Regions from separate parts of the Homo sapiens genome. Here region 1 is linked to region 2. A link is an interaction called in ENCODE POLR2A ChIA-PET data of the cell type or tissue named here. Cell type or tissue: MCF 10A. All regions are shown on one strand.

Evidence for each region. Peaks named below come from ENCODE experiments on the same cell type or tissue, not always from the same donor. Only the 100,000 strongest peaks of a DNase experiment are listed, where the experiment ranks them.
Region 1: POLR2A ChIA-PET joins it to region 2 with 6 read pairs; 2 of 35 experiments call an interaction of 5 or more read pairs at or near these places.

The regions. Positions count from the first base shown.
Region 1 is chr11:110,889,016-110,897,015 of GRCh38, forward strand. No RefSeq gene overlaps it. Among named protein-coding and RNA genes, the nearest start is that of ARHGAP20, 180 kb to the left of the region's middle. In MCF 10A, no CTCF peak of the experiment used is centred here; no DNase peak of the experiment used is centred here.
Region 2 is chr11:110,475,135-110,483,134 of GRCh38, forward strand. No RefSeq gene overlaps it. Among named protein-coding and RNA genes, the nearest start is that of FDX1, 49 kb to the left of the region's middle. In MCF 10A, no CTCF peak of the experiment used is centred here; a DNase peak (open chromatin) is centred at 4,397.

The DNA.
Region 1 (8,000 bases), 410 kb after region 2:
GTTTTTAGTAGAGACGGGGTTTCACTGTGTTAGCCAGGATGGTCTCGATCTCCTAAACTCGTGATCCGCCCACCTCAGCCTCCCAAAGTGCTAAGATTACAGGCGTGAGCCACCGCGCCCGGCCACTTGCATCTTTTAAAAGCTCTGTAGTGACCATTCTCTGTAGGCTAGGGATGCTGGCTTCTATTTTCCTTATAATAGTTAGTGAAATTATAAACTAAAACTTAAGGAAATAAATAGATAACAGTTCAGTGAGATTAGAGATTGATTTGATATAGTTGCTGTCGGGAAAGAAAAAGAGGACTAATTAGAAAGATGCACAAGTATTACTCAGCAACATCAGGTGGCTGGCTGCTGAAAAATATGAAGTGTTGGTGGAAGCAATCTACAGTGTGTGTGTATTTTCCTGGAAGCAATCAGCAACGTAGTTAGAAGAGCTGAAATGAGAGTGGTTAGATTGATCTATAGCTGGTACTTTTCAGGGATATGGGAGTTGATGGCATTGAAAGAGGGTAGTTCAGGTGCTTCGTCACGAGGAATAGGCTGGAATAGGAGGACAGGAACCAGGAGAGAGCAGATGAAAGGAAGGAAAAGGATAAAAGGATCAGATATCTCAATAAGGCTGAAAATTGAAGATTAGGTGGGTTAATAGAGTGGAAGAGACGGGCTAGATATTCACTAAACCCTGTTTATTCTTTTTCCTGTCTGTTATGAACATGTGTCTCAGTTCTGGCTGGTGGACTATAGATGGAAGTGTTGTGTGCCAATTCTAGGCTTGACCCATGAAAATTTCCATATGCAATTCTCTATCCCCTTTCCCTTCTTTGGCCCTTGGAAGCCACATGTCGAAGATGGTAGAGTCGCAAGACAGAAGGAACATGCATCTTGGAACTGCTGCTTAGATGAGAGCTGCCCACTAATCAGGAGCACCCAGTTTAAATTTTAAGAGGTTGAGAAATACGTTTATATTGTGAGAAATATAAAATTTATATTGTGAGAAGTAAATTCATATTGCACTGGGATTTTGTGTTTTGTCTGTTGCAGCAGCTAGTGTTCCTAAACTAACATAGCTGTTTAAACAAAAAGGAAGGGAAATGGTGATTCTTAAGTGGGATATTCCAGAGGTGATGCCATTTCTAACAAGGTCCAGGGAGTTGCTGTGTAGCTGAAGTGTAGAAGAGGCAAATGTTACCAGAAAGGAAAAGATCAAGAACCTGGGAAGTTAGGGTGTTGGGTGTTATCATATACATATCATATACATTATATCATATACATATGTATATAATGATATGTGTATGATATAATGATATGTATATGATATGTTATGTATATGATATGATGTTATCATATACATATGATATGTACACATATGATATAATATGTATATGATGTTATCATATACATATTATGTACATATAATGATATGTATATGATATGATATCATGTACATATAATGATATGTATATGTATATGTATATCTGTATCTGTATCTGTATATGTATATCTATATCTGTATCTGTATATATGTATATGTATGTTTATATGTATATGTATGTATATGTATTTGTATATGTATGTATATGTATTTGTATATGTATGTATATGTATATGTATGTGTATATGTGTATGTATATGTATGTATATGTATATATGTATATGTATGTGTATATATGTATACGTATGTATATGTGTATGTATACGTATGTATATGTGTATGTATATGTATACATATGTATACGTATACATATGCATATGTATACGTATACATACGTATACATATGTATATGTATACGTATACATATGTATATGTATACGTATACATATGTATATGTATACGTATACATATCATATCATATAACAATATGTATATGATATGATATGTATATAACATACATATAACGATATGTATGTTATATACATATAATGCTATGTATATTATATACGTATAACGATATGTATATGATATGTATCATATACATATCATATACATTAGTGTCATCCAAGGTGATGACAGGAGCTATGGACAAGAGTAGGCTATGAATCAGAATAATCTGATGCCAGCTAGTATTTATTGGCTTGTTACTGTGCCATATGCTATGCTGAACATTTTACTTGCAGGATCTCCTTTAATCTTTATGACTACCAAACATAATAGCTATTATGATCAACTTATTTCATGAACAAGGAACTTGAGCCTCAGAGATGTTGAATGACTTGTGCAAGTTTCCCCAAGTTAACTTGAACTCAGTTTATTTGACTTCAAAGTCCATACTCTTAAGTACTGCATAAAAGTTAATCTGAATGACATATCTTTAAGCAGAAAACAATGTAACTATGTTATAGATTAAGATGTCCCCAAATATAAGAGCAAAATCTCTGGGTCAAATAATAATGTCAAGAATCCTAAACACTGTACATAGATTAATCTCTACATTATAACTACGTTGGTGCAGACCCCAGAGTCTAGGCCATAGGAGTCTTGGATAGTTACCTCTATGTTATTGTGAATATTTTTTAGTATTTTACTAAAGATTCTTCATTGAATTTCTTGGAATGACCACATCATCCAGTCATTTGAGCCTTACAACACTCAAGAATAAAAGGAATAAGAAGAGTCAGATGAAATGACTCACACCAGACCCAGATCAACAAAGTCAGGTCTCCTGATCCTCTGTACTTTTTCTCTGTGTGAGTTGGATCTGATGTTTACATTTATAAAAGCCATAGAAGCATTTCTTAAATACATATTCAGAAAACTAATATGTATACTGGATGAAAACAAGTTTGTTATTATCCTCTATACTTGCCTGTATGCCAATAATATTTCATAATAGTAAAAGCTGTTCTGCTTGGATGAACAAGATGAGGGGGAAGCACCGTACTCCTACCTTCCTTCTTCAGCAGGTCCAGAGCCACCCCATCCACCCAGCCCCTATGTCTATGATGCTCTATGGAGCACAGTCTGGCAACATGTGTAGCTTTTACTATTCTGGCAACCAATGCAAAAAGGGACTCATCACTGTTTACAAGAGTAAAACCAATCCACTGATGGAGAGAAGGACAATAGAAGCCTATTCTGAACACTAGTCCTTTAGAAATATATACTTTTCCTAAAAATATAAATAAGTAAATATATACATATAATGTACATATAGAAATATTTATTTCAGTTCCCAGAAATTATAAGGTACATATTCCAGAGAAATTATTTCATGTGCATTACAAGAATGTTAAGAGCATCATTGTTTCCAATAACACCTAAAAAGAAATTACTCAAATATCTACCAAATGTACAATGGATGGATAAATTAGGATACTTTGGTACACTGGAATAATATAAGCAATGAAAAGGAACAAACTACAGCTAAATTCAGGAATGCTAAATGGATCTTAATACTGAACAAAATAAACAGATAAGTATATATATATATATATATATATATATACACATATATATATATATATAGTGATTCCACATGTATATTATATATACACACACACAATACAAATAGTTTAAAAACTATATTGCTGAGGAAAACATGATGAAAATCAAGGAAGTCATCGCAATATGAATTAAGGTAAGGCTAAATTTCAGGTGGCAGAAAGAAGATTGAGAAGGGAGGAGGGAAGGGGCTGCTTGACATAGGAGGGCCTTCACAAGGCTGCTCATTTGTCAAACTGTTCTGTTTTATGCACTTTGCAATAAATTATACTCTCCAATTAAACATTTTTTCAATGACACACACGCTTGTCTATTCCTAAGGAGAGAAATCTTTGGTGGATTTCCCTACAGAAGACACTGTGCACTATAATATCAAATACTGATCAATATCAACTTTATATTAAGCCTATCATGTTCTTCCCTCAAAGATATTTCTTGCAATGGTCCTGCTGGCATTGTGCCGGAGCACATTCTTTTGGCTGTTTGGTTTAGGTTAAGATTAGATTTCACAGAATCTAGAGGAAGAGAGTTGCCGACTATTTCCCCAGAGGAATTCTATCTCTTACCTGAGCTTTTGAAAGGTTTCCTGACAGTGAGTTCAAGATTAGCTCTCTTACATGCCCCTGGGGTGGCCCTGTTCTCAGTTGCCAGGGATGAGAGAGGATCATCCCTTTTCTGTAAAAATTGAGGCATCATAAAAGAATGTGGGCCTGAATAGAAGGTCATTTCCAATTTTGAATAAGGAGAGCTGAGAAAGTGCCTGTAAACGGGGCCAAGGTTTTACTCAGAAGGTAATTTTAAGTCTGCTACAATTCAAGGAAAAATGGAAAATTGAGACTCAACAATTCTTTGCCATAAAGCATGGCTATATAATTTGAACCTAGATGAAAGCATCCACAGAAGATTTACATTTGGTAAATTTAGCTTCCTGGAATAGTCTTCAAGATGAAGTAGATGTGAAACACCCATCTGCAAAGAGCAGTGCCACTAGCAATTCTGTGAGGCGTCTTCCTAAAGTGCTATCTTTGATTTTAGCATAGTTGATCCAAAGCCTCTCTGAATGGTGATAATTAAATGTTAAGTCCAATTATCTATTTAAAACAATGCTATCTCATGATGATAAAACCATCTCACCTGCAACTAAGAGAATCTAATTTCTATTTCTTTTTGCAGATATATGTGTATCCCGCTCATCAAGAAGACTATTGAGTTACTTAAGGGACAAAGTAAAAATAAGGGAGAACCAGACTATATCCCAAATGAAGTTTCCTGCCCTCTATCCATCTCAAGGGTGGAGATTGGTATAACTTCATTATGTGTATTCATGATCTGGAGTATTCATGGCCAACAGTGTATAGTGAATACATGTAGCTTAGTCCATAACTGGGTCCTAGCTGCAGAGTCAAAGACCCTTGAAACATCTTTCCACACAGAGCACACACTACATAGCATATCAGGCTTTTGCAGTGGTAACCATGCCTAGAGTCATCTTCCTAAAGAGCACAGCCCTAGTCCTTCTAAAGTTCTATGATATCTGCTTCATCAAAGTCCACCAGAAAGTTTCCCTGAATCCCTTGCTTGCTTTTACTTCTGAATACTCTTCTATTCTGGCCACTCTACTATTTTATCTGGAGCCAATTCTGCACGTGCCAAACATTGGGAAAGGTCAGGAAGCCACAAGTGGGCAGAAGCCCTCCTGGTTTAAGTATTCACCCAGATTATTTTTCCTGCTTTTTGATTTAACTGTAGTGCCCAGGTCTCATTTTTTGGATGTTGATTTTTCGGCCTCTGCTCTAGTTCCTGGCATCTACCTCTGGCCCTCCTTGTCATTGCCAATCTAGATTCTTCTCTGGCTTACCAACATATGTCTCTCACCCAACTAATATTTGCACTTCCCCAGTCTTAACACTTTATCTATGCTCCTGTGGCCAGCACGGGACCTGTGGTTACCCACATTGCCGGGTCACTCCTGCCTCATCCCTTCAGGGCAGCATAATCACACTGAGACATCTAGGGTAGCTCTGGCCTCTGTGTTGCAAATATTTGGTCTCTACAGCTTTAGTAGACCATGAGCTTCCAAGGGCAGGCATTATCATATATATCTTTGCATCCTCTAGCACAATACGTGGCACACAGTATTAAGCTCATTGTGTGAACAGTCCTAGTCAATAAGAGGGGATGAAGAAGTTTATATATATATACTTTATTAACATGCTAGAAGTCCACTTATCAGCTGGCAGAGAAGGTCATTCAGGTTGCTGTTTTATTCATGTGTAAATATTAAGTTATTATATGCAAAGCACTCAAGTACAATACAGGAAAATGCATGTATTTGTCTGCTTTTTACTCATTTTCTATTGATTCCTGTCCTAATTGGGCTAAAAAAGGAAAAAAAGACTAGGAGCCCTGTGTGTATTTGTGTGCATGGGGTGGGAGGGGTCTGTGCACTAGGAGCATGCTCTCCCAGTCTACCTTTCCTCTTTGATGTCCCCACACCTCTGCCCCCAGACTCCCTTCATCAGCCCCCAAGCAGCTTGTCTTCACACCAGAGGAGCCTCAAGCTTTAGATTGGAGGTTGGAAAAGATTACCTTTAAGGATACTCCTAAATCAGCAGATTTTGTAATTTAAATAATAAGTACTTTTTCATCTAATTTTTTAAAGAAGCATAAAATTGTTGCCCTTTTTTCCAGTAGGCATCAATAATGAAGGCTTTTGGTGCTTGCAGTGCTTCCCTTAGAAGTTATCTTATGCTCAAAAAACTACTGTATTTTAAAAAGCTACCAAAGCCAAGCTTATACTGCAAGAATGCCATTGAAACAACAAAGTTAGTGTTTAGAGTGTGCGTGCAGTGATTTAACTCTTTAATCATTAAAAGTTACTTACTAGACATTAGTCTTCTATCTAGATCATGAGTGTGTTGGTAAGAGCAGGGTAAGAACGAATTTCAAATTCTCCATCTTGTTCACTTTTTAAATTTTCTGCAGTCAATGCCATACTTGGCATAGAGTTGGCCTCAGGCAAACCTTTTTTGTGTGACGGTATGGGCTTTAATATCAGGGATACAATCCCTAATTAGTCAGCTAAGGAATAACTCCTGCTTAGATGGATTAATGTATTAATGGTGTATAGGTGAGCAGAAACTTTGGAAGGGAATTCCAGCCAACAAGATAATTATCATACATGGATAGCAGCTCATGGATAAGCCACATGGATGAGACTGTCCTTAGGAGAAACATAACTTCTGAAGCCAAACCAGGGACATGTGTTAATAAAAACATTTCAAGTTGCTTTCATATACAAGATGAAACTCGCACAAGAACTCTCTCCTCTTCCCACTACCGCACGTGGAAATCTACCTCTCCTTCAACCGATTCCTCCTTCACCCTGTGTGTTAGTCCATTTTCACACTGCTGTAAAGATACTACCCGAGACTGGGTAATTTATAAACAAAAGAGGTTTAATTGGCTCACAGTTCTGCATGGCTGTGGAGGCCTCAGGAAACTTACAGTCATGGCAGATGGTTAAGGAGAAGAAAGTACCTTCTTCACAAGGCAGCAGGAAAGGCAGAGAGCCTGTGAAGAAGGAACTGTCAAACACTTATAAAACCATCAGATCTCCTGAGAACTCACTATAAGGAGAACAGCAAGGGGGAAACTGCCCCCGTGATTCAATCACCTCCCACCAGGTCCCTTCCTCAACACATGGGGATGATAGGGATTACAATTCGAGACAAGATTTGGGGGAGGGGCACAGAGCCAAACCATATCACCCTGTTACAGTAAAGGAGCCATTCCTTCTTCCTATCAAAACCTAGTCCCTTCACCTGAATTTAAGTTTATTTTTTTCCCTCCAGCTTCTCAGGAAATGTATGCTATCATCTTGTATATTAAAGTGGTTGTTCACTTTTAACTCTCAAACAGACTCAGATAGTTCTCACTTACAAATATTAATACATAAATAAATAAAACTTTATCTACCCCATGATCTCCTCAATTGACTTCTCTTTGCAGCCAAACTTCTAAAAAGAGGCCCAAATACTTGGTGTTCTCAATTCCACCCCAGCCCTCAGCCTGATCTGGCTGCTTCTGACACCATACCAAGAGACAGATGCCAGTGAGTCATCATTGACCCTCTGTGATTAGCCGCAATGGATATTTTCAGTCCTTTCATGTTTTAACCCTTAGCATCACTCTAAGTTGCACTGGTGACAACTTTTTCCTTTTCCTCTTGACTTCTGTAACCCTGCATTCTCCTAATTTCTCACTGATCTCTCTGGCCATTGCTTCTTTAGTTCCTTTGCAAGTTTCTCCTCCTCCATCAGGCCATTAGGTATTAGAGTTCCCGATTCTTCCTTCTAGTGTCTCCTTGTTTTCTACTCTGTATTATCTCTCTAGGCCAGTAGTACTCAAACATACCTGCACCTGGTGAATCATCTAGGACCCTTAAAAATATTAATTCCTATCCCCAGAGATATTTTACTAATTGGTTTTGTGGGGAGCCTGATTGTTAGGATTTTTTTCTCAATAAAATTCTCTCTCTAAATTTTACTTTTTATGT
Region 2 (8,000 bases):
GAATGATGCCTATAAACCCTATGCAATTCTGAAAATCAAATGATAATGTAAATAAAGAGAGTAGCAAAGTACTTGAGGAACTCAATAAACGTCAGTTTCCTTCTTTGTTCCAAGGCCACACACACAATAGCAAAGTGAACACTGGTTAGAAGATCTGCTCCATCTTCAGTGAACTCAGAGTAGGCACATCCATTGCACTTAATAGATTTTTGTTTCTTCCCTCCTTTCCCCTCCTCCTGTCTCTGGGTCCAGTTTCCTTATCTATATATTGAGACTATTGGTCTGCTCTCCAAGGCAATTTCCAGTTATAAAGTTCTTTATTGCTTCGACATTGTCTTAGCTGTTTGGTACACACCTTTCCTAATAGCTAGCAGAGGGTGATGCACACCGTGGGAACTTCATCAATCCCCAGTGATGATCTGAGAGGTGTTATGATAGAACAGGTTAAATGCCAGTGTCCTCTTCAGGTTTGACTGGGTCAGTGATCTTGTCAAAGGGGCATGATGAAGTGCCCCAAGGAGGTTCCTAGAGTTTCCGAAAATGGATGCAAAGTATGAAATGTCAATGCTTCTCCAGTGATGCTGGAGCACTTCTGCCTCTCGGATGTCATTCTTATTACTTTATAATTACCTTCTGACCTTTACTGACTCTGACAGTTGTGAGTCTTTAAAAAAAGGATTCAAGAATATTATCATTAATGCAGTTGCCTAGAAACAGGGCCTAAAATACATCTGGCTTTAATAGAAGAGCTAAAATGAGTTTTCATTTTTTGGCATTGTCTCTCTTTCTCCTTTCTCTTTTCTCTCCTCCCTCCCCCAACTTTTTCTTTGTATTAACCAAGAATTGCAATAGAATTTTTCACTAATCCTTTCTGAACTGTCCAGAGCCAAGGTACCCAAAATAGAGAGCATTTTTCCATCATAGGAAGCTTTAGCAACACTAACTGGGCATTATGAAATCTAATCCCTAGCCCACTTACACAGCAGGTATAGAATCTGTATTGTCAAATCACTCATCGCGCTCTCTGTAAGGAAGCTTTGCCAGTACTCATAAAGATGCTAGAAGAAGGAGATTCTATTGAGATTCTATTTATCTCTTCATCAAGGCATGTTCTAGAACACTATGCCAAATGGCTACAACTGTGATTTTCTGACCCATAAACATTTCCGTTCACCACTTTAATGTCTCCTCCCAGATGTACCCTCTTGCTTTCCTCTGTCCTTTTTATCATTGCAATGTTCAGTCAGTCTGTAGCTAGCGCACCTTGCAAACACAGCCCTTATCATCTGATAAAAAGAAAAGAGAAAACAGTAAAAAAGAGCAATAGAATATATTCCATTTTTTTCTATGTCTGTTATTAGATTTCTGCTTGTGGAAATACACTGATTTGCAAAAATGCTTCTGGTGGCAAAGGTTACATCAGCCTTACTAGGTCAAGAGGCCTAGAAGTCTGCTGGCCAGGTCAGCACAGCACCCTCTACTCACCATGCAGGTGCTTATGGAGGTTTAGGGAAGTGGAGTTCTGTAAGGGGAGGGGGCCTCCAGGGATCAAGGCACTCACCGTTCAGAACTGCTCCAGAATTAATTTCCATGGCCGGCATCACTCCCAGGCTGTTTCCAAACTTGCCTGATCATAAGAACCATCTGAGGGCTTGTTAAAAGTACTGATTCAAAGCCTCTTTTCTGAAGATTCTGATTCTGTAGATCTGGTATAGAACTTGGGGAACAGCTTTTAACAAGTACCCTGGTGGTTCATGTCAGGCAAGTTTAGGAAACAGACCAACAGTAGAGTCCAGGCACCTTTCAACTGCAGACAGGGCTTTCTGTGGTCTTGCTGCAGATTCCACTGTTAGCTCCAGACACACACTGGTTTGTGCTGCCCTGTCACACAACTCCAGGCCTTGACTCCTTGCTATGCACACTGCCTAGTGGCTGTCTGCCGTCTTCAACAGTCTTCCCCACGTCTTAGGACAGTGCAGGCATTGTTTCCTTGTGTTTCTGGAACACCTGCTCTTGCTTCTAACAAAAGAACAGCACTTAAGTTTATTACAATTATTGGTTTACCTTCTGTGATCCCATTTTCTGCTTTATACTTTTCATAGGATGTTTACCCCATACTCCTCAATTTGAATGAAAGCGCTGGGAAGGGGGACTCTGCCTGGACTAAGCTGTGTCCCAGGCTTCTACAAGAGGCCCTGGCCTACAGTAGGTGCTCAGTAGATATTTGTGAATTAAATTCTGTCTGTGGCACTAGACTGCGAGCCAGTCTTTAATCTCTGCAATCCTAGCACCTTGCTCAGTGTCTGTCACTCTAATGATAGTTGGATGAATCACTGAGATATTTGACTTCATAACCAGGTTTCGGTCCACTCAGCGCTCTTAGTGAGGAAGAATTAGGCAAATACAACCCTGAAAGGGAAAAAAGGAGCCAAATGGGGGAACAGCATGGAAACCTGGAAAAGAGCAGAGGAAACAGACACATAGAGACTGGACAATGGTGGGGACCAGGGGAAGTTGTCTTAGTCCTGATGGTAAGAAAGGTATCAAGAAGGGGATAATTGTTGATTGTTTCTAAACAACTCAATTCTTGTTGGTAGTTTCCAAAGACAGCCCAGAGATCACCCAGGGCCATCTCCACAACCTGCCCTCCCCTTGAAATGGCTCTGCACACAGTCTAACCCAGAGAGAGCATTAACCCAGTACCATGGTTAGGAGGGCGGATTCTAGAGTCAGAGGACCAGGTCTCCAATCCTAGTCCCACGCCTGACTGACTTTTTCCTGGGGCAAAACGTTCAAATCCCCTACTACCCCAGCCTCCTCATCTGTAAAAGGCTGTATGTACTAATGGTACCTGATCCTAGGGCTGTTGTGATAAATATGGTAATCCACACAAGGTGCTTAACACTGTGGCTGGCACCTAGTAAGTGATTAGTTGTGGCCTGTGTGGCACGCACTCTGCTGGGAACTGGGTATGTATGAAATAGCTAAGGGGCCAAGTGCATAGACTTCGGAATGAGATACATATGGCCTGGATTGGGAGCTCAGGGAAGTACTTAGCCTCTCTGAATCTCACATCATCGAGTGTAAAGTGAGGATAATAGCAACTGTTTACTGAGGCACATCCATTTGCCTGTGATCCACACAACCATCCTATAAGGATATTACCTCATGTACTCATCACACAGTTTCAGTAAGTGTCAACTAGCGATCACTTTATAACCTCTACCTACCCCTCACCCTTGCCTATCCCCAGTACCCTGGTTATTTTCACACAAACCCCAGATAGAACATCACTTCATCTGTCAATATACCTTATAATGTTTGTTGGCTTCACCATGTCTGGAATTCTAAGTAAACAAACTTGGTTCTGGACGAGGCACACAGTTGAACACCGTGCCTGTGGTCCAATGTCAGAACAACCGTTCTCATTCCACGGATGAGCTGATCCCCTTCAGGCTATAGGGGGCGCTGGAGCTAGAGAAGGAATGACAGCCAGGCATCCTGCTGAGAAGGCGGCCTGAGAGCGGTGCAGGGAGTGATCTCTGCGGCCTTGGCCTCCTGCGGAGAAACCTGGAAAAAGGATGCCTGGTACGACTGTTTGAGGCCACCGCCCAGCCAGGCTTTCCCAGTGGAAACCTGTATCCAGACCTAAAACTGTACACACAGTGCACGCTACAAGGGCTTGGGAGAAAGTAGGGTACTCTTCAGGGGACTGCCTGGAGGCACCGAGGACTCCTTGGAACTGGTCTCTTTTAAGTAGCACCAATGAGCTTTAGCTGCCGCACGGGCAAAATGGCAAAAAGAAAAGCCCATTTTGACAAAATTGTTCCTTGGTCCTGTCACATCAGGCTGTCATTTTGGCTAACTTGTCTTTTGTTCTTTGCACCTCAAATCTGAAAAAATTCTAAAATGCCTGAGCTCTATGGTGAGCAGAAAACTGTCCTGAGTATTTCTTCTCCTTTTCAACGTGCATGTCTCTGCCATTTTGAGTCTATTGTGCTGTTTAAAAGTCTCTTCCTTCTCCGAGCTCACTTTGCTATGTAAGCAGTTAGCTCCAAATAGATGGGTTCAGCACCACTCCAAAAAAAGAGCAATCCTTGTCTAAGAGGAAATATGGTTAAGTTGCAGCTTCCTAATTCTTCTTGTAGATAATATCTGTTCCTCTTGAGGAAGACTCTAGCCCTGATGCAATCATCTGATGCATTCTTTGTGATTGCTGCAAGGCAAAACTAAGGTAAGCTTGGAGCCAGAGAGAGCGCTTTATCTATTTATCTATTGATGGTGGTGCTGGTGGGGAAGGTAGAGCTGCCAGTATTCCTATTACAGTATGATTTCCAAGGGAGACAGTATTATGTAACCAGTGAATCATGAAAACCACCTCCAGTCTTCCAGCTGAGGAGGGCTTCTCCCTCCTCCATGATAACAAGCTGCAGATTGGCAGTAACAAGAGGCAAGTACTTACTTCACTGCTTTCTCCTGTTGCAGAAGTTTTGATGTCACCTCTTGGCATGAATGGGAACCTAGTATACCTCTGGAAGTGAAGCCTGCTTAGCTGGGTTCCACCCAAGGGAAGGCAGAAGTTTCTATTCCTCCAGGCTGCAATCCAAAGTATAGTAAACAAGTATGGGATAGAGTTCTTGTTTACAGGGGTTGCTGAAGTTTCTGTTTCAAGACACCATTTATATCATGACACAAAGGCTGCTTTCACTACCCTTCGTCATCGTTCTCTGAGTGGTGACTGAGCTGAATTTCACTGCTAGTTTGGAAGAATCTAAGGCAAAAAGACATCCCCATTGGCTCCCTCCATTTTAGCTAACAGCACTTGATGGCTGAAGGCACTACTCAGTCTGACTTGGCATTGTGCCAAGAGACTGCTTCTCAGCTGTGGTGAAGTTTGGCTACAGTCATTATCATAATTAACCTTAGCTGCCCTAACCGACAAAACCCTATTAAGCCTTGATGGCTTAATACCCAAGGGTTTATTTCTCATTTATGTGAAGTCCAGTAGGGGTCCGGCTGCCCTCTTCTCTCTGAAAGAGCCATCTGGAACACAGGGCCCCCAAGGTCTTTGCTGTGGGGGAAAAATAAGGTGGAGGAAGTGCCTGGCTCATAGTCCCTTGGCCAGAATCAGTCACATGACCCCAACCTAACTTCAGGGGAGGCTGGGAAGTACAGGTTGGAAAACATGAAATACCTGGTAAGCACTGATCCTCTCTGCCATATTGACTAGCATGATTCCATGATTTTCTGTGTTTTCCAGCAACTCACCGATGAAGATGTTGAACAGGTTAAAGCCAGGCAGGAGGACTGTCAGCGAACAACAGCACCTTAGTCCTCAAGGAAGTTATTCTTCACAGGGCTGTGGGCAAGAAGAATGCTTTTGCAGACAACCAGAGTCATTCCTAGAAGCAAGGACTATGACAGCAAGCTAAGATAGTTCTCGTTTGCTGGTTGTAGTGGATACACTAATTTCATTCCTTTGTCGAGGTAGAGTCCAAGTCCCAGCTGGAGGATGCATTTTGTTATCCTGTTGCTCAATTCCTAATGGACATAAGAAAGGTAGGAGCTACTGAAAGTTTCTCAGCAAGGAAGCTACTAAAAATAAAAGAGAATCCTTGTCCTATGAACAATTCCAACCCTTACTCTGGCTGACCCAGAGATTGTGGATTGAGTCTGGCCACGTAAAAAAAAAAAAAAAAAAAAAGGGAACAATTCAGCAACCCTCAGAACCGAACAGTTTTTTCTACATCTTGGGACGCAAGTAGAGCTAGGCGAACTTTCCACCTGGTCCATCAGCTTAGTGTGAAATGACAAGGGAGAAGTGAGGTGAGAGACACACACTTCTTTTTTTTTTTTTTTTTTTTGAGACAGAGTTTTGCTGTTGTTGCCCAGGCTGGAGTGCAGTGGAGCAATCTCAGCTTACTGCAAGTTCCACCTCCCGGGTTCAAACGATTCTCCTGCCTCAGTCTCCCAAGTAACTGGGATTACAGGCGCCTGCCACCACGCCCAGCTAATTTTTGTATTTTTAGTAGAGATGGGGTTTCGCCATGTTGGCCAAGCTGGTCTCAAACTCCTGACCTCAGGTGCTCCACTCACCTCGGCCTCCCAAAGTGTTGGGATTACAGGCGTGAGCCACCACACCTAGCCGAGACACACACCGTTCAAGGACATACCAGAATCTCAGAGGGAGGATGGTTAGGGAGATGTAAGATTTTTATATTTATCAAAAGAGGACTTAAATTTAAAAAGAAGGAAAGAGAGAGTGAGGGGGGAAAGAAAGAGGAAGAGAGAAAAGCAGAAGAGAAAAAGATAAAAAGGAAAGAGAATAAGTAGAAAGAGAAAAAGAAAGGAAAAGAGAGAGACTCCCTAACACATCATCTGCAACCTTCCAAACCTGCTTATGATTATAAGGTGGTTGAGTGCATGTGTATCATTAGTTGCTAGGACGATGAGTTTCAATCCCAAGCTCTAGAGCCTCATATCATGTGGAGTAGGGGTGGGCAGATTTTCTGAAGTGCTATGGTTGTGCTTTTATCGCTCTGGGGACAGATCCGTGGTGGCATGGCTAATGGGGATTTCTCTTTCCAGGAAGGGGCTATCAGTCTATGACTCAGCTGTCACCTTCTGGCCCCTGAGATCTAGATAGTGTCTCTCCTGAACCATCAGTTTTACTGCCCGTAGAGGTCCACTGCCAAATTTCTACTAATTCTTAGGGACTTGCCTTCCCATGAGCCCTCTGCTTTTGGCTCTACACGGGTGGCTTTGGTCCTTACCATGATGCTCAAAACATGAAAGTTGGCCCTTTGCAATATTATCTTATAGAATTTTTATAGTTTTGGGTCCAAGATTTAAGTCCCTGATCCATCTTGAGTTGATTTTTGTATAAGGTGAGAGATGAGGATCCAGTTTTATTCTCCTGCATGTGGTTTGCCAATTATCCTAGCACCATTTGTTATATAGGGTGTCCTTTCCCCACTTTATGTTTTTTGTTTGCTTTGTCAAAGATCAGTTGACTGTAAGTATTTGGGTTTATTTCTGGGTTCTCTATTCTGTTTCATTGCTCTATGTGCCTATTTTTATACCAGTACCATGCTGTTTTGGTGACTATGGCCTTATAGTATAGTTTGAAATCAGGTAATGTGATGCCTCCAGATTGGTTATTTTTGCTTAGCCTTGCTTTGGCTACGTGGGGTCTTTTTTGGTTTCATGTGAATTTTAGGGGTTTTTTTTCTTTTTTAGTTCTGTGAAGAATTCAATTCATGGGAATTGAATTGTATTTGTAGATTGCTTTTGGCAGTATGGTCATCTTCACAATATTGATTCTACACATCCACGGGTGTGGGATGTGTTTCCATTTTTTTATGTTGTCTATGATTTCTTTCAGCAGTGTTTTGTAGTTTTCGTTGTAGTTTTCACCTCCTTGGTTAGGTATTTTCTTAAGTATTTTATTTATTTATTTATTTATTTTTTGCAGCTGTTGCAAAAGAGGTTGAGTTCTTGATTTGATTCTCAGCTTGGTTGCTGTTGGTGTATAGGAGAACTACTTATTTGTGTACATTAATTTTGTATCTGGAAACATTGCTGAATTATTTTATCAGTTCTAGGAGCTTTTTGGAGGAGTCTTGAGGACTTTTTAGTTATACAATCATATCATCAGCAAACAGCAACCCTTTCAATAGTATTTAAACAGACACACAACTAAAAAACGTTTACAAGCACACATTTATTACTTTATAACTTTGCAGATGACTGCTACTGAAATCAGCACATGCCAGATAACATTAAAAAATCCCTTTTATGGAAAGATATACCAATTTTGTGGGATGGAAGATGCAATATTGTTAAGATGCCAATTTTCCCTAAAATTAATTTACGGATTTAACATCTCCGAATAAAAATTCTAACACTTTTTTTTTTGGTAGAAATTGGCATGGGTAGGGAAAAGCAAAGGAATTAGAACAACCAAAACAAATTTGAAGGGAAGAATGAAGTTTGAGGAC